Regions from separate parts of the Homo sapiens genome. Here region 2 is linked to region 1. A link is a loop called in an ENCODE intact Hi-C map of the cell type or tissue named here. Cell type or tissue: PC-3. All regions are shown on one strand. Links, peaks and the distances in the headings refer to the core of each region. The heading gives the core; the rest is flanking DNA.

Region 1 (11,366 bases), core at 2,357-7,356:
CACTATCGTCTTCTAAATTTCCTTCATCCGAGTTGGAGATGACCCTCTCCAATCCCCTATGTTTTAAAATAAGCAACTAATATCTAGATAGGTTACAGGGTACTTGAGTTAGCAGAGCTCGTTGTGCCGGAGCGTGGCTGGAGACCTGGTCTCTGGGCTTCCCATGAAGCCCACACACCCATCCATGCTGTTGTTTGTAGGGCTCTTTTATACTGAGAGGGAAGGTCAGTCCTCAGATTTGCCCTGGAGTGTGATCACTTCAGGCTGCCTCCCCTCCCTTTCTCTCAGGCAAGGGCGCACCCAAGGACTGAAAATCAAAGCCAGGACCACATGACTCCCATCCTGACTCTCTGGACCCGAATCTTTGCATTTTGCTTTATTTTCACTTTAAATCAAAGTAGTTTGTTAGGCTGTCTCTTAATAATTTGGCCTAAAGTATTCTCCCGGGAGACAATTTCACAAGGTACACTTAGAACCACTGAGGCACAGTCTCTTTGGAAGAATAAGGAGCCCTCACGTCTCATCACAGGGAACGTGCTTATTTACGTCACATATGCATTATTGCCCCTGCCCGGGGCAGTGCTGGCTGGCAACCCCAGGAGGAAAAACCACTCTGTTGTGGCCATTTTCAAAGAAACTCACCTACATGCAGAAGTCCCTGGATGTGTGAATTTTCTTTGCAACAAAGGGAAAGAAGGTCCAGTGATAGTCTCATGATTACATGGTCAAAGGGGTTGATAAGAAGCAAAACATAAAATAAAATAATCGTAATTAGAAAGAAATTGCATAAGAAAAAAGAACCTAAATGCCAAGTAAATTCAATTATTTAAGAGTAGATGCTTGAAAAAAAAGTTTACTTAGTTAAAAAAAAAAAAATCAGAGGTGAGGCTTTTTCCCTTCAACGTATTCTATTGCTTTCTTATGCTTTATTATAAAATTAGCTAACAGTACTGTACAGGGTCATTGCAACATTTTCTAAGTGCCTCATGTCTACCTATGTGTTCCTACTTTTCCAGGCCTCTGGGCAAGGATGTTTACATTATTTGTCCTAAGTAATTAATTTGCCCCAAATAAGTTAAAAAAGTCAGTGTCACAATGTCAGAAGAAGGGCCATGAAATGTTTGTTGAGGTCACTGGAAGAGGCTAACTTGTGGCTAAATTTAGTAATTATTTCTTTCATAGGAATAATTCCAAAGTTTGAGTCATGGAATAGAGAGGAAACCTGAAATGAGATTTTAATATTATGCACAACACCTTAAAAAGCCAACAGGAAAGCAGTATCCCATATGAAGCAGAAATCCAAGCTAAAGAAGATATGGGAAACAAACAAAACATTGTGGAGAGCTTTTAAAAATCAGAAACAGAAATACACATATGTATGTACTTATGTGTACATACACACATACATACAGAGTCCTAGTTTTTGTTGATGAAATAAGCTTATTTTTATGAAATCAAAAAAGATTTGTGGCTTAATAAATATGTTAGAAGAAATGAGCTATTTGAGTAAGCTGCTACTTAGCAGGAGTAAGTTTATAAAGGAGTTTATAAAAATACTTTTATAATTATTCTGATCTTTAAATTTTGCATAATATTTCTCATTAATGAAGACAACCCTGGCTTGTCTGATGTGTGAAATTGTTTATTTTTAAACTGTATTTCAAATGAAATTAACTGACATTATTATACACTGCCTCATTTTAGGACAAAGACTTCCACTCACTGGAGAATCCACTGTGAATCCCATGAGCACAGAATGAGACTTCTTAATGACTAGTCTAAGCATTTATAAAAAATGTCAACCATTAACGACAATAACAACTACTCCTGAATTGTGTCCTCATTTTCTTGAAAGAAATGAAGAGGTAAAGGACACACGTCCCAGGAAATCAAATCCACTTTTAAAGAACTGTCCTCAGAAACCAAGCAGGCAAAAGGGAAGAGGTTATGGGCATGTCGCTAGAGCCAAGCTGACCTGGGTTCAAAGCCTTACTACACTCACTGCAAATTTATGACCCGGCAAATCAACACATCTCTCCAAACCTGTGCATCCTCGGGTATAAAGTAAGTGTAACAGCATCTACCCCACAGGGCTGTTGGCAGCATTTTCCAAAATGAAGAATGTAAAGTTCTCCCTCAGTGATAACCCCTCTCATCATTACTATGCCCCAGCATCCCTTAATACCAGAAGCTTCTCCCCACTCCTCCTGGACCACAGAAGCTCATTTATTTACTTACAACAGGGCATTTACCTGATAGTGAGCTAAACTATCCCTAGAATATAAAAAGTATGTATTAAGTAAATATGAGAAAATAATTTTAAAATACACACATACAGAGAGTAAAAAAACTTTACCTCCCTCCATCTCCACTTTTCCTGATTTTTACCATAAACAATTTAGTATACTTTCTTCCAAACCTTCTCTGTCTACCTATAAATGTATATTGTAATTGGTTGGTTTTCCCCAAAAACCACATCATGCTCTATAAACTGTTCTATAAGTGACTTACTTTACTTAACAACATAAAACAGACAGTATTATTCTTTTTAATGGCTGCATAGTGTTTCCTATAGTGAATATACTTTACTTAAGCACTCCCCATATTAATGGATATTTAGGTGAATCCCATTTTTTGCTATTAAAAAAAAAGGCTGTGCACTATTTTTAGGGTGGAATTCTAGAAATGGGCTTGCTAAGTCCTTGATTCATTTGAAACTTAATTTGACACTGGTTATCTTGACCACAGTGACATCAGATCATAAATATGGTCATAATGACATCATAATGGGAGAGACAAGAGATAGAGAACTTCTACAGGTATTCAGAGCATTTTTTTTCTTTTGGACATAAAATGAATCCATTGTACAAGAATGCCTTCTCCCCATTCTCAGTGCAGAGACAAAGCTGACAAGCTTAAAAGTGCATGTTTAGGATTCTAGACTTGGTTTAACTCAAATGGCCTTGATTGGATGGGGTCCCTCTGCAGTATTAAAACTGCTCTAATTGCATTCTTCAAGCCAGCTGAAGGCTGACAGCTTCCGCTCCCGGCTCATTATCAGAGCACTTCAAGGGGCTCCATTATGAGCAGAGCACCTGGTCCAAATTTATTTCAACGGCCCAGAGCAAAATGGGAAGGTGCTTAATGTTCAACCACAATGGTGACATTTTTATGAGATATCCAAGGTTCAGAAACAAATAAATGAAAGGTTTGAAGGGAGCATGAACAGAAACTGTGACAATAAAAATTCAACATTGATATATCAATTTAAAAACATATACCACCCATACACTTGGGGTAAGGCCAAAGGTTCAATGCAGGCTAACCAGAAAGAAAAAGAAGAAAAAAGGTCAATACTCAACTCCTCCCATGACTGGCTTTGCTAAAAAAGACTGATGAAATTCTAAAAATGTTTAAGGAAATCAGAATGAGATGCGAATTCTGAATTCCGGTTAGGATAACAATTATGTTATCTATCTGCACCAACATGAGAACGAAAGAAAATCCAAGTGGAATTCAGAGTGAATGCTAAATGTATTATGTTCATAGTTTTTCTCCGGTTTGCTTACACAATTGCTGTCTTTCTCTCTCTCAAAAAAAAAAAAAAAAAAAAATCCCGTGTGGAAATGAGTAAGTTAATAATTCCTTACAGATGTTTCCATAAGAAAACATTGTGCAAATATATATTTAGAATTTTTTAATAAATGTATAATAGGGAAATTTTTCCAGGTAGATCATAGCAGGTCCAAAGTAAACATGACATCCTATTGCATAAATCCATATCTAGAGACTGCTTGTCAAGTGGGATTTTGCTCTCTGCGGCTGAGTACTTGCAGAGATCTTAGTGTGTAGACGACAACCAATTTTAAAGCCCGAAACCCAGCTGCAGAGCATTAGAAAGCTCTACCCTCCACTAAGAATCTGTTTAAAGAATGTTAAAATAAATATTTGTATTCTTTCACTAAACACAACAACGACACTTACATTGGAATCTAAGAAAATGATGAATGAAAAATTATAACACCGGCACTTTACAATGGGAATGCTGACTAAATCGGAACTATACAAACTGGGAGGATTTACTCAATGTTTAGTCTCTTAAGAAAAAAAGAGGAGGACAATTAATCAACTACATAGAAATTTTTTTCAGCTATTAGTTGCTTTTGGTCTTGTGATTTTATCTTTCTCAAGCATTTTCCCTATTAAGCCGACCATACAGATGTGCAATACATTAATCCGCCAGACTATAAAGGCTTTAATTATTTTACTGATTTAGAAAGGCAATTAGGCAGCACCTATTTTTCACGTATTGATTATACCGACTCTGGTTTTAGATCTGAATTCATGAATCATCAGGTAACTGGTATAACCACAAAAAAAGGCTACTGGAGCCTTTTTTTTTTCTACAACAAATAAATAAAAGCACTTAAAATTAATTACCTGATAGAACCACCTTAACTACAAAAAAAAGTGGCAAAATCCCAGTAGAATAAATTTGGTATATAAGTCCTCCAGCAAAGTGACCACTTGTCTGACTGCTTGCAGGCCACCCAGTGTTAGGTCTTAGAATTTGGGAGCTTAGAAAAATCTTCATCTGGGTGTACAAAAACAGGGTGCTTTGTTTTGGTTCTGATTTAGCCTTGCTTCTGCCTTTACTGTATTCTGCTCTCTCCTTTGAAACTACTTAAAGAGCTGGAGCTCTGGGAGTCCATGGGGAATTTCCACGTTCACCATGGAAACTGAGGAAGTGGTAATTTGGATTATGTACATCCGGGTCCTGATTTCTCCTTCACTTTGACCTCTTTCTCCTCCCCATCTACTATTTAAGACCCACTATGTAATCTAGCTCAAAATAACTGAGACTGCAATGATGGCTGTGCATGGTGGCACTTATGAGACAAATAATTCCTGGCCTTTCCCATCTTTATGGAACAGAAGAAAACATAAGTCTTGAAAGTTTTCACAAGATGCTGTGTTAGATGAAAAAAATTGAGAATTTTTCCCATAGAACAGATGTTTCCTAGGTTTGTACAGCCTCTCAACTGTACATTAGGAAGTCACTCGTATGATGATAATGTACCACTTACGGGCAGGATGGTATAGTGGCAAGAGACTTGGATTCAAGCACTGCATGGCATTTATCAGCTGTGCAACTCTATGCAAATTATCTTTAAGCCTTTCTAGCATTAGTTTCTCCATCTATAAAATGGGAGCGATTATGCATGCTTCACCCATCACAGAGAACTGCTGAGACCATCATATGTGCATGTGAAAATGCTCTCTAAGCTGGAAACTAGTGTCATAAACGTCATTTCTTTTTGCAGAAGCCATCTCCATGCAATCACCTACACTGCCCTCTTGCGGTAGGCAGGCTGCATTGCTACTCAAAGGCAAAGAAAATTATTTTGTGAACTGAAGATTGTATTACTACCAGATTAATTTCATGTAACCAACTCTTAATTGCCAGGCGAATAGAGAGAGGGCCACTTGACATGAAATATACAATTCAAAGGATCTACTTGGGTTTTTTTTGTAATGCCATTTATGAACAGTGAATCCGGACACTATACTCTGGCCCCTTTTCTTGCACTACTAGTCCATGATAAAAATTTTTGAAAAGTGGAAAACACTGGAAAAGAAGAGAAGCAGCAGATCAGTTGAGTATTGGTGAAAAGTCCTACCTTCCCTGTTACTTTGGACATGGATATTAAAGCCAGTGAAAATGTTCATAAAAATTGTAGGAACAAAAAGCCATCCATAGTTTTGCCTGTACTCTAGAACTAGAATAACTGACTTTTAGAATTGGTAGGGACCTGAGATGCCACATTGTTCCTCCTCCTTTCTTTACAGATGGAAAATCTAAAATGCCCATAATTTTTTTTTTTTTTTTTGAGACAGAGTTTGCTCTGTTGCCCAGGCTGGAGTGCAAGTGGCGTGATCTCTGCTCACTGCAACCTCCACTTCTCAGGTTCAAGCAATTCTCCCGCCTCAGCCTCCCAAGTAGCTGGGATTACAGGTGCCCACCACCATGCCAGGCTAATTTTTAAAATATTTTTAGTAGAGACAGGGTTTCACCAAGTTGGGCAGGCTGCTCTTGAACTCCTGACCTCAGGTGATCCGCCTGCTTGGGCCTCCCAAAGTGTTAGGATTACAGGTGTGAGCCAACCACACCCGGCCATGCGCATAATTTAAAAGATGTACCTCACTTGGACTCTGATCACCAAATTCCATCACAGCAACCACCTTCACTTGGAGCTGCCTCCCGCTTCTGTTTTTATCACTTCTTAACTCAAAATACATCTTCAATCCCATTTTTCTCTGACAGACACTGATATAGAATAAGAAATACTGGAAAACTAAGCCACGAGGAGCAAAATAAAATATAAATATCACTTAAGGGAATTCATTATGAGAAATCATAAAACTGACAAGTCTCCTGAACAAAAATGACCTGAGAGTTTACCCATAGGTTAGCAAATATTAAAATAATGATAAGGATGACAACCACAAGCAAATCAATACATGCTTGCTGATGAACTGAGTAGGAACTTAAGAACTTGGCGCCTCTCTAAAATTTTTAATTAGAAACATTTAATTGTACTCACTATGTAGTAGGCCATGTTTCAAATGCTTTCTTCTAATCTCATCACAACATCCAATATGCTGTTAATAACCTTTATTGACTGCAGCATCGGTTTACGAACCCTGCTGATTGTTCAGCTAGCACCATGGATCAGGGAGTAATCTAGATGCATAACTCAGAGATACTGCTGGTCTGGTTCCAGACCATTGCAATAGCAAATATCACAATAAAGCAAGTCACACTAATTTTTTGATTTCCCAGTGCACATAAAGTTATATTTACACTATACTGTAGTCTATAAAGTGTGCAATAACATGTCTTTAAAAAGTATATATCTTAATTTTAAAATATTTTATTGCTAAAAAATACTTTGTAAAAATGCTTATAGTCATCCAAGCTAGATCTTCTGGATAAATTGTTGCAGCTTCTCCATCAGCACTTGCTGCCTCACTTTGCACTTTCACCTTACGGAGATGGCTTAGTTTCCTAAACTTCATGAACCCAACTTCTGCTAGCTTTCAACTTTTCTTCTGCAGCTTCCTCACCTCACCCAGCCTTCATAGAATTGAAGAGACTTGGGGCCTTGCTCTGGATCAGGCTTTGGCTTACGGGAATGTTATGGCTGTGTTGGTCTTCCATCCAGAACACTCAGACTTTCTCCCTATCAGCAATAAAGCTGTTCTGCTTTCTTATCATTCATGTGTTCACTGGAGTAACACTTTTAATTTCCCTCAAGAACTTTTTCCTTGCATTCACAACTTGGCTAACTGTTTGGTGCAAGAAGCCGAGTTTTCAGCCTGTGTTGGCTTTCAACATGCCTTCCTCACTAAGCTTAATCCTTGCTAGCTTTTGATTGAAAGTGAGAGACGTGTTACTCTTCCTTTCACTTGAACACTTACAGGTCATCATAAGGTTATTAATTGGCCTAATTTCAACACTGCCATGTCTCCAGGAATAGGCAGGCTCAGGGAGAGGAAGAGAGACAGAGGAAGGACCTGTTGATAGAGCAGTCAACACATAAAACATTTATTGATTAAGTTCACCGTCTTATATGGGTGCAGTTCATGGCACCACCAATTACAATAGTAAAGTCAAAGATGACCGATCACAGATCACAATGACAGATACAATAACAATGAAATTTAAAATATTGCAAGAATTACCAAAATGTGACACAGAGACATAAAGCAAGCACATGCCATTGGGAAAATGGCCATAAACCTACAATTTGTAAAAAAAAACAAAAAAAAAAATGCACTGTCTGCCAAGTGTGGTAAAGCAAGGTGTGCCTGTAGGGGGGAAGGGAGGGCATCAAAGTTCCTCAAAAGATACAGAGTAGTAAGCTGGTAAATTAGAGGAAAAGTCAAGAAAACCTCGTGGGGACCAGCACAGGAAAGGCAGCTGGCAGAGATAAAGCAGGCCTTGCATTCTTTGACCTCAGGGCAGCGGGGGACATCTCTGGGATGTGACCCAGTCAGGTTAAGGTTTTGAGACAGGGCTAAGCCCAGTGTTGTTACTCTTCAGTAAGCCTGGAATGGAGCCAGCCCCTCCCCAAGGAAATCACATAACGATGAGGAAGCCACATGCAGATAAACAGTAAATGAAGACAGGATGACCAGCTCGGAGGAACCAACACCAACATGGGGGAAGGAGTGCGGGAGTGCCTGGGGGGCTGTGCCTGCAGAGGGGAGCAAGAGGGAGAGCATCCAGCACTTCGGGGCACCAGATGCTTTTTCTAAGGTTTGGTCATAACCAGCACCAAAAAACAGCAAGCTGCGCCATTCCCCCAGCTATTCTACTTCTTCACGCTGCTTAGCTGGGGTTTTGGGGACTTGAAAAGTTACCTGGGGCTACAGAACACAGTGTCCACGCACTTGGACAAGCTGGTGAGCCTGGGGCATTGTAGCGGCCTCTGCTCCACCCTTTCCCCTTGTCCAGAAGCCTCGACACCACCAGAGAGCGAAGTGGGACAAGACCCCAGGGAAGAATTTAATAAAACATCAAGGCCAGGGAGTTTGTGATACTCAAAACTTTGTGGAGGATGGGTCAATCTGCATTTATATGTGTTTCCATCTTTCCAGAGAGAGAAAAAAATTAACATGGACTGAATTTTCTCTATTTCTATTAATTCACATATTATGCCATTTTCATTACCACAAAATGCTGCACTCTTATGCTTTCTTAAAAAGATCACTATAGTAAAACTATTAATCTATATACCTGGATGATACTAGAGTTTAATAACCATTTATAGAATAAATCAATGACTGACAGTAATATTAAGGGGCTAAATAAGTTGATCTCTAAAATTACTTTCAACCTAAAAATGCTACATTCTGCGATAACAATAAGTTTATTATTTAAAAGTCCTTAGGCTATTTTAGAGTAGAGTATGTTTGATGATTATGAGAAAGTATCTGGAGACTTGAAACTTTAGCCTGCTAAAGTATCCTTTAGACAGGTCCCTCTGACAAAATGAAGTAAGACCTGGTAGAATTTCTCAGACAAATCATGCCAAAGCATCACCTCCTTCAAGACAATGCATGGGGGCGTGGGGAGGCGAGGATGTCACTCACCCTTGCAGCCCTTGTCTATTTGGCTTTCTCTGCAACATTTCACTGGGCTGAGGAGTGTTCCTCATTGAACTCTCCTTCCTGGGCTTCCCGTTGCTCTCCCGCCTCTGCCCGTTCACTCTACTCCTGTGCAGGCTCCCTTTTCTCTGTCCACCCTTGGTGAGTCTTTGACCTTGGGGATCTTCTTAGGTTCTCTTCTCATACCACACGGTCTTTCCTCTCCTGTGATTTTAGTTAATATCTGTATGCTGATGGCTCTCAAATCTCTTCCTCCAGCTCCAGCTGCCTATTGGACATGTATAACCAGTAGCTCCCCACGCTGCAGTATGTTTGAAGCTCCCTTGCCCTGGTCTCCCTCCTCGCAGCCTCTTCTGGGTGAAAGGCACATGTCCCACCAGACACCCATGAGCCATCCTTGGCCCCTCTCTGGAACCTTACCCCTCACATCCCATAAATCCCCAAGGACTGTGCATCCACCTGCTGAACATCACCAAAGTCCACTTCCAATTCCACTCCCAGTGACTGCAAAGGGGGCCTTTGCCTCGGTGCCACCATTACTATTCCCTGCTCCACAAGGTAGCCAGGGCCAGCTTCTCAAATGCTGACCTGGACACCTCATTCCCAGCTCAGAACCCACCAGTGCCTTCCTTCAGTCTGTGAGAAAGTCAAAACTCCTCCAACTGGGATTGCAAAGCCCTTCCAGAGCTGACCACCACTGAGTGCTCTGGCCTGTCCCTCATGGAAACACATTTTCTCACCTCCTTTGCTTCTGCTGTACTCGTGGATTAAAATGTTTTCCCTCATCCAAATCCCCTCTACCTGGCTGGGGCCATTGCCTTCCAGCTTTTTGGCTTCTGGTAAGTTTTGCCTGAACCCCCTCAATCCTAGATCAAGCGCCCCTTCCACATGCTCTCTTGGGGTTCACATCTCTCAGTTTAGCCCTTGTGCCTCAAGTGTAAGTTCCTGTAACGTCTCAGTATCCCTGCCCCACTCGTGCATATACCCTAAGGCTGTCTCACTCATATCACAACCCCAGAATCTGCACAAGGCCTACCACATGACAGCCACTCAACGGATATTTACTGCATAAACTCATGATTATGAATATTTTAGTACCTGACCTATGAGTTATTGATACGTAATGGGAGTACCATGGGTTGCAGAATAACACAGACCTTGTTTCCCATCCCAGCTCCACAGCTCACATGCTATGTGAACTCAGAAAATGTATGGAAACTTTTTAAGGCTGTTTGCAAAGCTGTAAGAGCACGACCAACCACTTACTTCACAGGGTTGCCGTGAAGACTAAAATACACACAGCATATGAAGTGCCAAGAGTGCTGTATTATTTTATATTTTTCAAAATGCAGTGCTACAAACTTCTTTATCACTATGTCAATTAATGCTACTGCTGCCTTAACCCACAGGCCATCAGATACATTTTTAAAGTTCTTTATGTGAGCATTATTCAAGGAAAAGCCTTGTCCGCTGACCCAGCCAGTAAAAACATTGGGCCCTGACATTGGGTAAGAAATGTTGCTTACAACATTGTAACATTGTTGCAACATTGTCTTACCCAATGCCAGGGCCCAGTGCTATTACTCAAGCAGGCTGGAACATCCAACAATTTCTGCCAGCCTAAGAATTATTGGTATTGCTTTTACATGTTACATTTTATGACAACAAGTCTAACAATATAAAGCAAATAGTGAAATAGCTTGTTTCTTTCCAGGATTATCGAATGAGGGCAGAAGATGTCATGGGTATATTTTGATAAATATTTCAGGCATTACAAACAATACTGAAATATATGCCAGTCTTGTAACCATCACACTGCAACATTTTCTGCTGCCTTCTGAAGACTGTGGAAAAGCCCCCTTGCAAGGGAGGGTGGAAGGAAGAGAGGGAGTTTCTCAGAAAGAGAAGAGAAAAACCTAACACTTGCCCAGTATCATTGTGGGTTTAACAATTTTGCTTTACTGATTTTATGGCACAATCTAGTCTCCCCATATCCCCAAAACAAAAACAAACTAACAGCAACAACAAAAACCCTTTCCATCAGGCCAACTAGTGGCTTTGGAACCAATTACAAAGTACTATGAGATGACTCTTTAAATGAAAACTCTTAAGCTATTCACCAAGTCAAGTACATTGTGGGAGCTGAACTCCCACTTCAAAATTTGGGTTCTGACCACGGCCTCCAATCCAAC
Region 2 (11,366 bases), core at 3,499-8,498, 150 kb before region 1:
AACAGGTCAGGTAAACATCCCCCAGTGTGGTACTTTTTAAAAAGACAACATTCATTTATTTTATTTCTCTAGAGACAGGGTCTCGTCCTGTTGCCCAGACTGGAGTGCAGTGGCAGTCATAGCTCATTGCAGCCTCTAACTCTTGGGCTCAAGTGATTCTCCCACCTCGTCCTCACAAGTAGCTGGGACTACAGGCATGGGTCACCGTGCCTCACTCATTTTATTTTTAATTTTTTTCTAGATACAGGCTCTTGCTATGTTGCCCAGCCTGGTCTCGAACTCCCAGCGTCAAGGGATCCTCTCGCCTCAGCCTCCCAAAGTGCTGGAATTACAGGCATGAGCCATGTGCCCAGCCCAAGGCCAATATTCATTTGGATGTTGTGTATTATGTGTCTTTTGCAGAGTAAGCAAAACACCCATCGGAGGAGTTCTTAAAAATCATGGCAGCCCCTCCTACAACTAGGAATCTATTGAGGTCACCTGGATGCAGATCACATTTCTTCTGGGAAGCCACTTGAATGATACCTCCGTAGTTACAAAGAAAGGTGTACTAAAAACCTTAGAAACCTCACCATGGCTAGCCTGGAGAGTCCCCTGTGGTATGCAGAGCTGAATACTTGGAAGGAAGTGAACCACTCTGCATGAATGATAAGGGAGTCCCCAAAGGGGAGTGATGTTATCATTAGGGCAGGCAGAGTGTGGACAGGCTCAAGACAGACAGGACATCTTAAGGACAGGCTCAAGATGGAGAGGAAGGCTGGTTTGGGAAGAGTATATGATGAGTTAGAAACTCCTTTGTAACCATCTTCCTGGACACAGTACTTGGGTTTGGGGAAATCTTGGCTGAGAGTACAATTATGAAACAAAGCTGTGAAGAGAGGCCCACATAAGGATCTACCATGGTGTGAGCCATAAATGGACCTGCAAACCCCCCAAATAGCAGCTAATCCTTGGAACTGGCAGGACATACCTTCAACAGCAACACTGTACAAGGGAGATGGTGAAAAAGAGCCATTCAGGTCCTGGCTCGCACTTTTTCCTTAACATCTATAAAGTAAGACTGACCTTTTTGACTCTGAGCAAACCACTGGGTTCTTGGGTAATTTGTGCATGTCAAGAAGACATCAGACTTTCTTCTAAGAACATACAGGTGCTCTACTAATTGGAAAAAGTCACCATATCAGCACTCTAGCCTATTTTGTCATCTCTCATTCATTGCCTTCAACGTATGAACACACTCCACAAATATTTGTCAATACAAATGTTGTGTGAATCTCACAACAAAGTCAGTGATGTAGACAAAAAGAATACTACAAGACTCATTTTACAGACAAGGACACTGAGGAATGGAGGCACTGAATGGCTGACAGACAGCACTTCTTTTGAACGAGGAGTTCAAGAATCCTCTCAGGCTGGGGCTCTTCCCAGTTCCTTCCATGTTGGGGATTGGAGGTATGGCAGAGTCCAAATGTAGTGGCAGGAGGCAACAAAGAGGTAAGGTTTCTAGAAGCAGGTATGTATTGACAGCATTGATATCATGACAACAGCAGCCTGGCCCTCTTCTTTAGGGGATTAGACCACATCACTGTAGATTCTCAGGGGACAGAACATCTCCCCGGGAGTTCTTCATTTGTATGGACAGACATACTCCTCCCTTCCATCTTCATGGTGTTGCCAGGGGCAAAAGAATGGGGTGAATTTTTTCTGCAAACTGATTCTGTTATCTTCTAGAAGTTGAGGAACAGGGAGAAGGGAGTAACTGAGTAGCCGAGGATGCACAGGAGATCCAGGAGCTGCTCTGTCTCCCCCTTCAGAGTTTCCCAGGATTCCCAGAGGCAGTGGCTCCAGCACTCTCGTGCTCAGCTGGGAGTCCCCTGTGGAGCCCCCATCCCAATTTCTTCCCTGCACTTCTATTTATAATATTTACTAAAGAAATGAACAAATAAACTCTCACTATTGGGAAGGTCACTTAGGAACATTAAGAGGATGGGCTGCGAAACCTTTCTGCTGTGATTTGAATCCCAGCTTGATCATCTACTCTCTGTGACAATGGACAAGTTTCTCAACATCTCTGTGCCTTAGTATCTTCATCTGTAAAATGAGGATAATAGTATCTTCCTTATAGTGTTGTTGTATGCATTAAATCATATAATAACTATAAAGTACTTATAGTTGTGTCTGGTATATAGTATTTAACAAGTAGTGAGATTTTAATGCCTCCCTCTGCTTTTTAAAGTAAACTATAAGCCTTTGTGGGCAAGGGCCTCATAGAATCATCAAGCTATATTTCTCATTTGAATAACATCTCACAAGAGATGTTTTTTATATTGCAATATAAAAATATAAAAAAGAACTATGAAGAGAAGTTACCAAAAAAATAATTCATAATGGTAGATATGGTAATGCTGTTTGGGTAAGGAGTTCTCAGCACCCTTTAAATCACCCCAAATGCTAATTAGTATCCTACAAGAAGGTCAGAGCAAATTCTAGAGGCAAGAATTTCTTCCCCAAATCAATTTTCAGGAACCCTATGATGAAAACGTCTCATTTTACATGTACTTGATAAAATGAAATAATAATTGAATCTACAAGGCCCACATGCAACATGAGGTCATATAACTTTACGTCAACATGTTTGTGTTTTATTTGAATAGTTCATTTGTATTTATTTAATTATATATTTACTGAAAAGCAACAGAGACTTGTACTAAATTGTGCCAAATGGTATGTGATGGCTATACTTAAAATGCTCAGATTATTTTGAACAGAGGGATTTATTTTCTTCTCATAGCTTTTGGAAGTCTGGGCCTATCTGGTTTCAGTTAGGCAATAGTCTTTGGCCAGCATTTTCTGGTACATTTGAAACTGTTGAACAATGAAAAGTAGAAACTTTTCATTGCCAGTGCAGCTTAAGCCTAATACAGATATAAACACATTTAATAGCACTTTATTTAGGTTCAGCTTTATTATTCTTAACTTTCATAGTAATTTTGAATCACATTGCATTAACAAATTTTTATTGGGTTTCCCAATGGAAAGCCAATTGCAGGCAAGGCCTTTTACGACTGGGATGTCGCAGTCAATCTTAGATTTGCCTTCTAACAAAGAAGAAAACACAATTCTTAAAAGCTTGCTTTTGTTAAGTTCTGATATAGTATGCTCTAAAGGACACTAATTCTTTGTTTTGTTCTTTGCTAGTGCCCATCTTAGGTATTGTGCAAGTACCCTTCTTAAACATTTTTGAGTTACAGCCTTCTAACAGAGCAAGCACATGGATGGAGCTGGAGGCCATTATCTTCAGCAAAGTAACGCATGAACATAAAACCAAATACTGCGTGTTCTCACTCATAAGTGGGAGCTAAATGATGAGAACACATGGACACATACAGGGGAATAACACACACTGGGGCCTGTCAGAGGGCGGAGGGTGGAAGGAGGGAGAGGATCAGGAAAAATAATTAATGGATGTTAGGCTTAGTACCTGGACGATGAAACAATTTGTACAACAAACCCCCATGACACTTTACCTATGTAGCAAATCTGCATATGTACATATGAAAATATGTACCCCTGGACTTAAAAGTTAAAAACAGAGGACATGGCAGTTGGTGACAGGAAGGGCATGGACGATGCTCACCTACAGGCTCAAAATCTAACCTGGGCAAGAGGGGCACGTTCAAGATTTGATTTAAACTGGCAACTCAGTTTTCTTGCAACTGAAAGTATTCTAAGCAACTTATCCCTCTGGACTCCTCTTCAAAACTAATAAATAAAGCAGTCTTCTAGGAGCCAGCTCCTTTAGAGGAGCTGCTATATTCTGGTTTCTGATTTATTTAGTGGTTAAAATATTTCCCTGTGATTTAGGGTAGGGTGGCTCCAGTGGGCAGGCAGCATTGCCCCGTGGCCTGTGGCATGCCCACAGCATATCGGGTGCTGTGGCCAGCAGGGGGAGGGAGCAGAAGTGGCGGCCACCCTGAAAGATCTGGTGGCCAGCAGGCCAGGGAGTGTGTCCAGCAGACCTGTGGAGGAGATCCAGGCTCACAGAATGAAGTGAGGGTCAGCCTGGAATCTTCAATGAAAACCTTCACTACAGGGTATAAGAACCACTTTTACTAAATAGTACCTTAACCACAAAGAAGTTACTTAGTTTGCCAGTTACAAGCACTTTAGCTTATTGACTGTAAGCAGAAGTTTGTAGGTAGAAGAGTACATACAGTACCTAAGAATGTGAGTTTAGGCATGAGCTGTGTGACTTTGGGCAAAAGACTTAACCTCTTGGGTGAAATTTCTCATGGGTAAAATGAGGTTTATCCCATCTGTACATGAGGGATGCTGTCAGGATTAAGTGATTAAGCTGTTGCAAAGCGCAGAGTGAAGCCAAATAATAAATGGCAGTATTATTATTCCTAAGACAGTATAATAGCAATTTTTAAAAATGCATGTAATATATGTGGGAAAAAAGCCTAGAAAGATATACCCCAAAATATCAACAGTGGTTATCTCTGGGGAGCAAAATTTTGGGAGAATTTATTTCCTTCTCTATCCCTTCCTCCATATTTTCTGCATTCTCTCTCTCTCTCTCTCTCTCTCCCCCTCTCTCCCTCCCTCCCTCTCTCTCTCTCTCTCTTTCTTTCTTTCTTTTTGAGACGGAGTCTTGCTCTGTCGCCCAGGCTGGAGTCCAGTGGTGCGATCTCGGCTCACTGCAAGCTCTGCCTCCCGGGTTCACACCATTCTCCTGCCTCAGCCCCCCGAGTAGCTGGGATTACAGGCACCTGCCACCACGCTCGGCTAATTTTTTGTATTTTTAGTAGAGACAGGGTTTCACTGTGTTAGCCAGGATGGTCTCAATCTCCTGACCTCATGATCCGCCCGCCTTGGCCTCCCAAAGTACTGGGATTACAGGCATGAGCCACCGTGCCCGGCCAATTTTCTGCATTTTCTATAATGAACATATATTACTTTTTGATCAGAACACAGTTATTACAATACTAAAATGTATCTTACATGAAAATATAAAGAAAATGGCTACGAAGAACAAGATGAGAAAATGTTATTGCAAACCTGACCACTGTTTTCCCTGACAGTATCTCTGGAACATTCCAACCTTGTCCTTTTCTCCCAAGAAGAACACATTTCAAGTGGTCACACTGAGGTTAATGAAAACAGGCACATTTACAGCATACGAAAAGGCAATACAACACAAGTATGTTCACTTTTTGATAGTTTTATTGGTTTTGTGATATATTTTTTAAAAAGGAAAGACTAAACTTTTCTTCATGAAAAAACTGTTCAGTTATTTTTAGACACTTTCATAAAAACTCAAAATTGTAGGTTTTTGCTCTACCACTAAGAAAATGTTCATATAATCTAAATTTTGCATTCTTTTAAGAAACTATATTTATATCTTACCACTATAGCCCAAATATTCCAAATAATTTTATCCTATAGACAGCCATTTTTTTTAAAAAAAAAAGGAAGAGATAAGTTGACAAAACAATATGCTAAATATAACACAGCCATCAGCAGGACAGTGGTATTATATGACCAGTAATTGAAGTTTTCCCATCACTTTGCTCTCAGAAAAAAAGCCAGTGTTAAAAATCACATCTTTACTGAATGTGAAACTAAATCTAAGTAGATTAAATGACTTGGCCAAGTCCTTTCTGTAAATTTGTGGCAAAGGAGAATTTCTCAGTGCAGTAATTACATCTTTGCCTTCCAGAAGGCCATCTACAATGAGATTACATGTAGAGCATGGGTTAGCAAACTTTCTGTAAAGGGTCAGACAGGAAATATTTTAGGCTTTGTGGGCCAGAGTATTTCTGCTGCAATGACTTCACTCTTATGACAGTGTGAAAGCAACCATAGACAATTCATACATAAATGAATATGTCTGTGTTTCAATAAAACTTTATTTACAAAAACAGGTGGAGGGCCAGATTTGGCTCACAAGTCATAGTTTGCCAGTTGCTGGTGTGGAGGAACCTAACTGTTGAATTACAAAACCAGTCTTTAAAAGCTGTATCCTAAAAAAACAAAACATAACAAAACAAAAAACACAGGACTATTACATTACAAGAATAAACTCTGCATGTGGGAATTTGGGATACCTTGGCACAGCAATGTGTGTGTTTGCACATGATGGCAAAAATCAGGTTTGGAGGCTGGGCGTGGTGGCTCATGCCTGTAATCCCAGCACTTTGGGAGGCTGAGGCAGGCAGATCACCTGAGGGTCAGGAGTTTGAGACCAGCCTGGCCAATATGGTGAAACCCCGTCTCTACTAAAAATACAAAAAAATTAGCTGGGCGTGTTGGTGCACACCTGTAATCCCAGCTACTCGGGAGGCTGAGGCAGGAGAATTGCTTGAACCTGGGAGAACTGCTTGAACCGGGGAGAATTGCTTGAACCTGGGAGACGTGCTGGAACCTGGGAGAATTGCTTGAACCTGGGAGAACTGCTTGAACCTGGGAGGTAGAGGTTGCAGTGAGCCAAGATCGCACCACTGCACTCCAGCCTAAGTGACAAAGTGAGACCCTGTCTCGAAAAAATAAATAAATAAAAAATAAAAAAATTAAAAAAATCAGGTTTGGGTGACTTCTTGAATGTATTTGGAAAGAATTCTCCCTGGTTCATCATGGGCTCAGTCCTGAGCAGGAACTCGTTTGATAAACTAATAGCGTGGGCTATTTTAATTTTTTTAAAAACAAGGTTTGGGGGACTGGAGAAATAAGCCAAAGGAAAAGCGGGTAAAAACAGAGAAGAGTTTTATGTGTATGGAGAGTGAGAAAGGAAAGAAAGAGAAACCCAAGGTTTGGGAAGGTCATCTGGAGTTGGATAGGACTAACGCAGTAAGTTACCTAAGACATTTCCCCCAACTGTTCTCAAGTCCAACTGGGGATGAAAGGAGGCATGTGTTGTGTGTAAATCCATGTATAATGAGAATGCTGTTTGAAGTAGCATAATCTTGGCTCTATAGCCTGTCACAGTTGAGAAAAATATTGGTGTTTGATAGGTGCTCCCACATCATAATGTAATACTTTATGAGGACTGTTGGTATGTAAAGCCACAGACACAGTCATCCATAATCTAGGTGCAGGTGGAAGAGAGGGTGCATCTTGTGCTCTCAATCAGCTGGAAACAATAAATAAATTTATGATTCGCAACATGAAATACAGACTTTTAAAAAGAAAGATTTTAAATGAAGGTTTTAGTTACACATTGTTTATCCCAAACCATTTTAATGTATATCCATTTACTTCAAACTAATCTTTTATTTAAATAACGACAGCTAGAAGTAAACCGAGACTGAAGACAAAAAACAAAGTCTTTCAAGATGTGAAAATGAACTTGGTGATGATATTCAACAGACTCCTCACTCACACTCCTGCAAACCTATAAGCTGAAGAGATTTAGAACTATTTACGTGTGTGGTGACTGGATAGGCTACTGAAAAACAATGATTCTTTTCTTCTAGCCTTAAGGCTTACATACTTTTTCATACTTATAATTTTTTTATGCTTCTTTAGGATGTTTTTGATATTGCGTATAAATACGAAAGGGCTGCACCAGACATGTGTAAAGATGATATACAAGATCTGGTAACGATGGCTGTCATTCCCTGAGCATAAAGGCAGGCCAGGAGATGCTTTACAAATGTTACTGGGATGGACATTATAAACAGCTCTGTGGAATGGGTATTATTAATTCAATTTTCCAACGGAGGAAAATGGGCTCAGTGATGTATAGATGTCCCTGGTAAAAGCAGGACAAAGATGATTAAACATTTTTAAAATAATGCTCTGAAATTAGGGGTAGAGGGTTTAATAAAGACAACATTCAATCTATATTCTAAATGGATATATGATGTGATATGAGCATTTTGAATACAGATGGAGAATTCAAAAATAGCAAACAATCACTAGCTGACCAATAACTGCTAAGCAGAGATTTTCCCAAAATAATACTCCAAGCATGGAGAGGGTAAGAACTGACTGAAATATAAGGTCTAGAAAATGAGCAGAGCTGCTTCTGCAGTAGGAAATAGTCTACAGTAAAATCCTTCCTAGGCCCTCCTTTGGGACTCTCCAGTTTATTACAAAAAACACACATAAATATTACTATGTTTTGTGTTTTTGAAAAGGTGCCAACAAAACAGGTTGTTTGGCTATAGATTTTCTTCTCTAGATTTAGCAGTTTTGATCTTTGAATCACATTTACAACAACAGAGTAATTTTAGTAAGCCATATTTGGCTAAATATTCTTTAAGGCCTTGTTGCTTGTGGATATACTGTATTTTTGCACACTTGTGGACAAGATGTTGGCTTCATTTTACAACTAACATCTTGTCCACATCAGGGGAGCTTTCTCACACAGACATGCATACCATGTGGGCTACCTGCTGAGTTCTGGCAAGCTTGGCAGACTGCAGAACATAATGGGAAGGCGGTTGGAGTGGAAAAAAACCTTCCTGGGAATTTTTTAAGTGGTTAAAAAAAAGGCATACCATTTCCTAATGTCCCACACTGTGAGTTGGCACAGGAAAGATAATCCAGGAAATGAGATGTAAAAACTGTACACAGGTTTCTTAACAGAAGAGGCATTTTGCAAACAGCCAACATAAAGAATGCACTTCCATTTAGGAAGTCAACCACTTGAAAGTTTTACTTTTTCATTAGCCGCATGGAAATTGAAAGAGTATGAGCTGGAAATGATCATTAATTCCACATGGAGATCTTACAGTTGAGCAACCAGTTCTCAGAAGCCAGTATGCTCATTTGTTAGTCAGGGTGCACATTCAAAATAACCCAGTTGGAGAAGGATACTCATTGGATAATGTCTTCAAGAATTTCAACTGAAGAAGCCATATCAGGTAAATGTGATCTAAATGCAGTTATTTTAGTTTTCTACTTTGGTGAAAGGCTTTTCTCTAGTAAATTACGTGGTTTACCAAAGCAAGATGTAAACCCTCTGATTTTTAAAGCCAAAAGGAAGAAAAAGAGAGAAAATGCAATAGCACCACCTAAAGGGCATTTCAATAGCAATAAAAACTAAATGAAGGTTGAAAACCAGTGAGGATTTTTCATTTTACCATACATACACACACACACACACACACCCCATATATATTATATATAAAACATATATATTACAGTGTACCAGATTGTTATGATAAATGCAGTTTGACAGATGGTACACCTTGGCGGTAGCCTCTGGAGCACTTATATTTGGCTCCATATCCCATCGGGTGGGGGGCGGAAATCAATCCAATTTACAGAAAGGATCATTTTGCAAGGTTCAAAATTCAGTTGAATGAACTCATACACCAAGACAATCACAGACCTAAATGTAAATGTAAGAGCTAAAACTATATATAAAACTCTTAGAAGAAAACACAGGAATAAATCCTCCTTACTTTGGGTTAGGCAATGGTTCTTTAGATATGACACCAAAAGCACAAGTGACAAAAGAAAAAACTAGATAATTAGACTTCGTTAAAACTAAAACTTTAGTGTTGCAAATGATATCGTCAAGTAAGTGAAGACAACCCACAGAATAGGAGAACATATTTGCAAATTTTATATCTGATAATGAACTTGTATCCAGAATATAAAAAGAACTCTTACAACTCAACAATAAAAACATAAATAATCCAATTAAATAATGGCAAAGGATTTGAATAGTTATTTCTCCAAAGAAGATATACAAATGCCAATAAGCATTTGAAAAGATGCTCAACATTATTAGTCATTTGAGAAATGCAAATCAAAATCGCAACGAGATTCCACTTCACACCTGCTGGAATGGTTATAATCAAACAGACAATAATAAGTGTTGGTGAGGATGTGGAGAAATTGGAATCGTCACCTATTGTTGGTGGGAATGTTAAACGGTGCAGCTGCTTTGGAAAATAGTTGGCGGATCCTCAAAATGCAACTGTACCTCGAGTGAGAAATTAATAAACAAAATATGCCATATTCATACACAAGAACATTCTTTGGCAATAAAAACAAAGTACTGACATATGTGATAACATGGATGAACCCTGAAAATGTCGTGCTAAATGAAAGCAGCCAGACACTTTAGGTCACATATGATTCCACGTGTATGAAATCCAGAATAGGCAAATCTATAAAGGTGTAAAGTAGATTAGTGGTTTCCAGGAGCTGGGAAAGTGGGGAAATGGGCAGTGACAACTAATGTGTACGTGGTTTGAGAGATGACAAAAATATTCTAAAACTAGGTTGTATTGATGGCTGCACAGTGCTGTGAATATACTAAAACCAATGAATTATATACTTAAATATGTGAAATGTATGGTATGTGAATTATATCTACAAAGCTGTTACATTCAGTTGAATAGTTCTCAATTGCTAGCCCCCAGCAAAATAGAAGGTATTGTTTACATACAAAAATAAACCAAGCACAGCCTCTGTGATCCTGTAGTTTGCAAATCTCTTCTACCCAATTTTGAAGGGGGAAACAATGACAAGTTGGTGAGGTCACACAGCAGCAGAAGTGGGACCAGGAGCTGGGTCGCCCAAAGTTCCATGCAGGGCCAGGACTAGGGTGAGGAGTGAGGTACTTGGAGTGCCCCAGTGAAGAGGGTGCTCACTCCCAGTACCTCGTGCGCCTTGCCCTAGTCCCAGCCCTGGTTCCGCTTTCCATGCCACCTCCCTGGGAAGTTCGAAACAAGAACAGCTGCAAGTAGAAACGCTATTGTTAAAGCAACAACCATCATTCTTCATTTCTTTTTCCTAAAAATGTTGTTAAAGAACAAGAAAAGATTTTTTTCTTCCCCTTTACTTTAGGGAATACTTTAGGGAAAAGAGAGATGACACAAAGAATGAGAAGTCAGGCTGAGCCTGGAAGAAAAACTAAGTGTGAAAAAATACATGCTTGCCAAGAGGACATGCTTTCTCTGGTGACCAGAAGTACCACCACCACTTATTTTAACAGTTTCATCTAGCATGGTCTTCCACAACATGCCTACTACAGCTGCCAGTGGAATCCAGACTGGCCAACTCTCTTCCTCATACGTGTCTATACCAACATGCTTCAACTGGATTAGTGAGTTTCTTTGTGAGTGCAGTGGACATAGTGTAAATGCTACAATAAAAATGTGGCCTTACTGCTACCCAATAATCTTTTATTTTTTATTTACACATCTATGCAGTCTCTCTAAGGTAAGCTCAGCACACACTCTCTGCATGCTACATGGTTATATCCAATGCACAAACTCAGGGACAAAGTATTCCTGAAAGAGTACATAAGCTTTCAGCTTTATTTTGTCCATTTGTTTACTTTGACATGAGATGGTGGTAGTAAAGATTAAAATGCTCTCCCATGTCTATCCTGATTATCTATC

What was found. A loop is a pair of places that touch in the nucleus more often than their neighbours do. Peaks named below come from ENCODE experiments on the same cell type or tissue, not always from the same donor. Only the 100,000 strongest peaks of a DNase experiment are listed, where the experiment ranks them.
Region 2: it touches region 1 in a loop (12-fold over the local background); 5 of 110 quality-filtered maps call a loop at or near these places.

The regions. Positions count from the first base shown.
Region 1 is chr7:28,073,117-28,084,482 of GRCh38, forward strand. All of the region lies in intron 1 of JAZF1 (JAZF zinc finger 1), which reads right to left. Among named protein-coding and RNA genes, the nearest start is that of JAZF1-AS1, 100 kb to the right of the region's middle. RefSeq lists an enhancer at 2,168-5,036. In PC-3, for the core only: a CTCF peak has its summit at 5,371 (motif pointing left); a DNase peak (open chromatin) is centred at 5,355.
Region 2 is chr7:27,925,371-27,936,736 of GRCh38, forward strand. All of the region lies in intron 2 of JAZF1 (JAZF zinc finger 1), which reads right to left. Among named protein-coding and RNA genes, the nearest start is that of TAX1BP1-AS1, 190 kb to the left of the region's middle. In PC-3, for the core only: a CTCF peak has its summit at 3,982 (motif pointing right); no DNase peak of the experiment used is centred there.